Regions from separate parts of the Homo sapiens genome. Here region 1 is linked to region 2. A link is a loop called in an ENCODE intact Hi-C map of the cell type or tissue named here. Cell type or tissue: Calu3. All regions are shown on one strand. Each heading gives the region's core, and the rest is flanking DNA. Links, peaks and the distances in the headings are about the cores only. Region 1 overlaps EDA (ectodysplasin A). Region 2 has its middle 6.4 kb from the start of EFNB1.

Region 1 (2,911 bases), core at 171-2,670, 800 kb after region 2:
GCGCCCCTGAGGAATTCTGGTAGAAATATGCCGTCTTGCTAGACAACTTCTGAACAGCAATTTTAAAAATCTATGGAAATAAAACTCACCCTTTGCATGCCGGTTCTGATTCTTAAGCGGGGTAGGTGTGCGGTGGGAAGGGTGGGTGGGAAGCGCTTTTACTACTGTTAGCTTGAGAACGGGAATCTGCCAATGGAATAATTACTCAGGACTCGTCCCCCAAGAGCAGTTTTGTTTGTTTTTGCAATCTTTATGGTGTTTGTGCCCTAATAAGCAAACTATTAGCTTTGGTGTTTGTTTTCTATTCTATTCTTTCTAGCTTTTTATTCAAGTAAATTTCGTTCACTTAACGTAAATACTGTCTTGGTTGCCATATGTGAAACTTAGGAGAAGCATCCAAGGATCCTTTCGAGGTGGCTAAAGAATAATAATAAAATTGTACCTCTTAGGGAAGAGAGCAAGTTGTACAAATAAGTTCCTTGAGGTGAGGGACCCAAGCCTTCTATATTTACTGCCACATCCAGAGTCATTGTCACAACTCTGTAAACATTATTTGTGCCACTTTGACCTCCCATCTAAAGTGGTACGCTTGATAGAGACATCATATTCATGATAATAGTGTAATGTTAGGACTGATACTTAAAAAAAAAAAAAAAGATGTGCATTGTAAAGTTGCCCTGAGCCTTAAAATGTCTTACTAGCACACTCCAATTTATATAACAGCTTATCAAAGAAGAGAATCAGCAGACATGCTTCTCATACTTGAAACTTTAAACATTGTAGCTAAACGATAATTAACTAGGATTCTGACTCCTTTATTTATCTACTGCCACTCCCCCCACACCCCAATGCCCAGCAGAAGTATTTAGCAGCTGAACATTGATATTCTGTGAAAAGATGAAAGAATTAAACTTCTTTAATCAAATGTTGGCCAATACTTTTTGGCATTCAGGATGGACAGAGCCATTTTTATAGACTGAGGATTAGCAGAACAGCTGTACTGTAAGGTTTCTGTGATGGCATGAAACTCTTACAGGTGTATAATGGCATTTAGTTACCTACCCTTTGTGTGGCACTAAAATAGTTCTGTCTAGATTTAAACACAGCTTCCTATCTTCTGTCTTTTATTCTTTCTGTTTTAATATTTTTGAGCAATAGAAGCAAGGATACTAGCTCTTTACATTTGTTGACATCAATTGGAATCAGTTTCCTAGAGTTATGAAGGGCTTATATGAGTCCATTTCGTTTGATTCCCTTGGGAAACATAGGCCCTAAAGGGAAAGTGACTTGCCCAAGGTCACATAACTAGAGTCAAAACTGGGATGATAGTTGCTCTAACTCCTAGTTGGGTGCCCATTCCCCCAACTACCTCCTGGGACCTTTTGCGAGGGAGCAAGATGGAGCTCCACATTAGAACTTTTGCAAAGTAGAGGGCTCAGCTCTGCATCATTTTGTTCTACTCTGCCTGTATTTTGACCACAGTAAGTTTAACCGTGTGTTCCTTATTCTTCCTGAACTTCACTTTCAGATTTGGAGTATACTTTGAAGGAATTTTAGCCCAAATTCAACTTGTTTATTTTAAGTTGTTCAACTTAAGTTTATCTTATCTTGTATATTAGTTTTAGTATACAAAAATAACTTTTTAAAAAAGTTGATTGGGTATTAAATTAATACTGCTACAAGCTTGGTTAAAATTTCTAGTGCCCTGGTGCACCCTCTGCTGGCTTTACAGTGACATTTAATTTTCAGTATCTGCTGACACTCAGAATTCTACATTGTGCTGACAGATTCTGATTCAGTAAATAAGGAAGTAAACAGCCTTGTGGGATTTGGCCACGTAGGTCATATTTTTATATTTTAGTTTTTAAACACAAACAACTGCTGTTACAGCAAATCTTGGATGGAGAGGAAGAAAGATAAAAATATACACCCTTCAACGGGCAGTACATTCAGGTTTCTTACCAGTTTATCTGTAAGGAGTGAAGGCAAGCTGATGAGAGTAAACTGCAGGAAGCTCTCATGAGACCAAGTGGGCAGAACAGTCAGAGACACTTCATGCAGGTAGGCAAAAGTAAACCTATCCATACTTATGAGATGATGGGCTCTGGGCTCTCAGTTATGACTCAAGAAAGGGACCTGGAAATCACTGTAGATGTATGTATATCATCTGTCAATTTAAAAACTTTTTAAGCAGGGCACACAAGGAAGTTAGGGCAGGTAGGATACAGAGCAGAGAGATCAGCACAGTTCTCCATGTGAAATGTTAGAAAAGTCTCCCTGGTGGGGACACACTTGCTGATGATGAAGTGAGAGAGTCACATCAGACCTTCCGTAATCAATCATCTCCTTCAGCTGGAGCAACCAAGTAGCTGAGATTTGTCTGGATAGTTGGTGGAGATTATCTCAAGAGCAAGGGATATCTCATTTGTGTCTGAATTAGGACAATATACAGTAATATGATCGTCAGAGTAAAAAACTAAAAATCACTGTTGATCATTCTGTGGAGATGTTGCGCCGGTTGTGATTGTGGTCCTCAAAGGCCAAGAATGTAGTGGGTATCATCAGGAAGGGTGTCAAAAACAACAAAACAAACCACTTACAAAACACTTATTTTTTCCATGTACAAGATCAAAAGCAGATTGGCTTCTACAATCAGACAGGAAATTCTGGTGGCTGCTCCTCAAGAAAAGCCTAACAGCTGATAAAAGTCCTCAAAAACCCCATTAAATTGATCAAAAGGATGAAGGGATTTTCTAGTTGGTTTTTCAGTCTGGATAGAAAGAGGTTGAAGGAGGAATATGATCAAAGTCTACCAAACCATGAGCGAGATGAATATGATTAATATATTGGTGTAACGTAACAATCCAGTTCAATAAATAGAAAGCCTGCTGTGCCAGACACAATGTTAAGT
Region 2 (2,911 bases), core at 319-2,818:
ATCATCCCCTTTGGACATAAAACCCCGTAATAAAGTGTCCACGGAAAGTCCATCCTGAAACCTGCAAGCTCGGGTCCTTGCAGAATAGGCTTGGGAACCTGACTGGGCTGCCTGCTTTTCAGGGTTATTAACTCCAAGCCAGGGCCTCATTAAAACACGAATGGTAGGAGCAGGCAAGGGAAGGAGAGGAGGGTTGGAACACCTCAGACCCCCACAGTGGGCTCTTTTCCTTACTAGCCAGAGCTGACTCTTCACACCAACGACTACTAAGAACTGAGTGACTGAAAGAGAGTCTCAGGTGAGTGGCTTCCATGGGGAGGGGAGAAGGTAAGGGCGACCTGCCTCAGTTTCCTCCAAGATCACCAGGTTGGAGAGAGACAAAATGTCTCAGGGAGCCATGGACAAGAGTGAGGGTGGGGTTGGTGAGCCCTCTACTCAAACGTGCTTGTTGGTTTGGGATTGGTGGCTAACTGGAAATGGCATGTGGTGAGGGGAAGTGACTTGAGTGTCTCTCTCATCTCTTTAAGTCTCAGGTCCTGGAACCTGCCAGGGTCAGGGGAGGCCCAGCAGTGTTTGTGAACTGGACTCACCTATGCTTATTCCTGGGAGAGACTGGCAGGATCTCTGTTGGAATCTCCCTCTTCGGTCCTGGATTCTTGACTTTTTCACGCATCTGATGTCTGTAGGAGTGTCCTAATTAGCTATAGCCTCTGTGTGTGACAGGATCTGGGAGACTGCTCATCTGGCCTGGGCAATCTGTCCTTCTGTCAAATGGTGAAACCAGAGAAGACTTTCCCTGAGATGAGGAGAGGGGAGCAGGAGGAAGGATGCAGAGCTAGTCCCTCCATGTTCCATGGAGCATACAAGTCTTTGCTGTGGCCAACACCATTCCTTGACATCAGGGGCTGAGCTGCAGTCATCTCCGTGTCCCTCCCAGGAATAAAGGCTGTGTCTGGCATGTGGCTGATGTAGATATTTGTGGCTTGGAGCCAGAGAGACCTGCATAAAACTTTGGGTTCTGTTGCTTACTGGATGGGAGACACTATTTAAGTCACTTGGCTTCTGAGTGCACCAGTTTCCTCGTCTGTATATAGAATGAGTTTCTTATGAGAAAATGGATACAAACAATCTGGAATGTAGTAGGTGCTCAATAAATAGTGGCTGTCACTACCACTACCGCTGCCATCATCACCATCACCATTAGCATCTGTGGAGTGCCTCCTGTATGCCCATCCTTATGCTTGGCCTTGATGCATAAAGATAAAGGAGAAGCAGTCAGTGGTTTCTGCCCCAGGTTAGTATCTAGTGAGACAGCTAAGATGTACACAAATAATGAAAATCCAAGTGGAGATCTCGGGCAGTACAGTCAGAATATGGAGCTCAAAGAGAGGAACAGTCCCTGTGGGCTAGGGCCTTCCAGGAAGGCTGTCCAGAGGAGGTGGGTGCTCAGGCAGGCCTGAATAGATTAACTTCCAGTGTCTGGAGGGAGGATAGGGAGAAACGAGGGCGTTCCTGGCTTAGCTCAGCCCAGGCCAGCACCGGAAGCTGGCCGTGTCCCGGTCTTCTGTTCGGCTGCTGGGGGCGAGGCTCAGTGCTGGTTCAGCTTTAGGGATGCAAATACTTAGCTGGCCATCAGAGGTCGACAGAGTTTGAGAAATAGGCAGGCTACTAGGGAGCGGAAAAGATTGCTTGGGGACTCCACCACTTTGATTCAATAACCTGTCTCTTTTCCTCACCTCTTTTACTGCCTCTTTTCCTCACCTCTAAGATCACACCCTCTCCCTCCCTGGTCTTTGGAGCCCTAATTCCTTCAGGCACTAAGTTAGTGCAGAAGCTCCCAAACTTCCTGTATTCTGCACCTCTGCCAGGGACACCGATCCCAGGAGGAAAGTTCCCTCCCTCTCCACACCCCACCCTTCCCAGTTAAGGCAGGGGCTGCCGCAGGCTCTGCTTTGTGTCCTGGAGAAAGGCTGTGGAAGAAAAACAAGCCAGGCCAGGGAGATTGATGTTCCTCTGAGGGGCTGGCTTCCTGGCGAGGAAGATGCTGAGTGGTTTGTCAATCGAGGTTTGTCAGGGCCTCAGCCTCACCCCAACACTTCTTTGGGCAGCCCTGGAGAGGAGGATGTCTGGTGGGGGTGGGGCGGGGAAGGCTTGGTTGAGAGACTAAAGGCTTAGAGACTGGGCCCTTACCAGGACCTTCCTCATTGAAGGTGGGAAGGAAGGTCTCTAAACCAAGATAGACTAAATTGTGAGTGGGGAGGGGAGGTGTCAGACATCCTGGCTGGGTTGGCTGAGGGGCAGCTGGAGGGTGGTGGGCCTGGGTGCCATATATCTGCCAGTGGTTATCTGGCCAGCTGGGTCCAGCCCCTATTCTGTCCTCGGGATGCCCCAAGAGGCTCGTGGTCTCTCTCCTGGTAGGCCTGGGGTTATCAGCCAAGAAAGCCCAGAACCTGACCCTTTAACCTCCATGGTTGGGTGGGAGGCAGGATGCTAGCTCGGAGTCCAGAGAGGGCTCAGAGCTAGGGGGCTGGAGCACTGAGGAAGCAGCTTGTCCTTCCCTCTGCTCCTCGGTTGCCCAAATGCACTCTCGGCTTGGGGTGTTCCTCCATAGGAACTTTATTCCCGGTGTTTGTGGGGCCTGACGTGTCTAGTGTGTTCACTCGGGAACCAGGAGGAGGACCTGGCAAAGATGCATCCCATCGCCCTCCCCCAGGCCCACTGGCCCTCTGAGATGAGGAGCTAGGCTGGGGTCAGTGACAGATGAGGACAGGTGCTGCTCCCTTCCCTCGAATTCCTGTGCCCCTGACAGTGATGAATGGCCCAGCCTAGCCTTGCACATTCTCCAGGTAACCAGAGCAAGAGAGCAACAGGCTTACCCTTACCTAGGCTGCCTCCTGCTGGGCTGGAGAGC

What was found. Peaks named below come from ENCODE experiments on the same cell type or tissue, not always from the same donor. Only the 100,000 strongest peaks of a DNase experiment are listed, where the experiment ranks them.
Region 1: it touches region 2 in a loop (16-fold over the local background); 13 of 110 quality-filtered maps call a loop at or near these places.

What each region holds. Positions count from the first base shown.
Region 1 is chrX:69,617,283-69,620,193 of GRCh38, forward strand. All of the region lies in intron 1 of EDA (ectodysplasin A), which reads left to right. Among named protein-coding and RNA genes, the nearest start is that of EDA, 2.6 kb to the left of the region's middle. In Calu3, for the core only: CTCF peaks have their summits at 1,578 and 1,777; a DNase peak (open chromatin) is centred at 1,729.
Region 2 is chrX:68,821,210-68,824,120 of GRCh38, forward strand. No RefSeq gene overlaps it. Among named protein-coding and RNA genes, the nearest start is that of EFNB1, 6.4 kb to the right of the region's middle. RefSeq lists enhancers at 1,932-2,432, 2,433-2,911. In Calu3, for the core only: CTCF peaks have their summits at 1,613 (motif pointing right) and 1,816; a DNase peak (open chromatin) is centred at 1,612.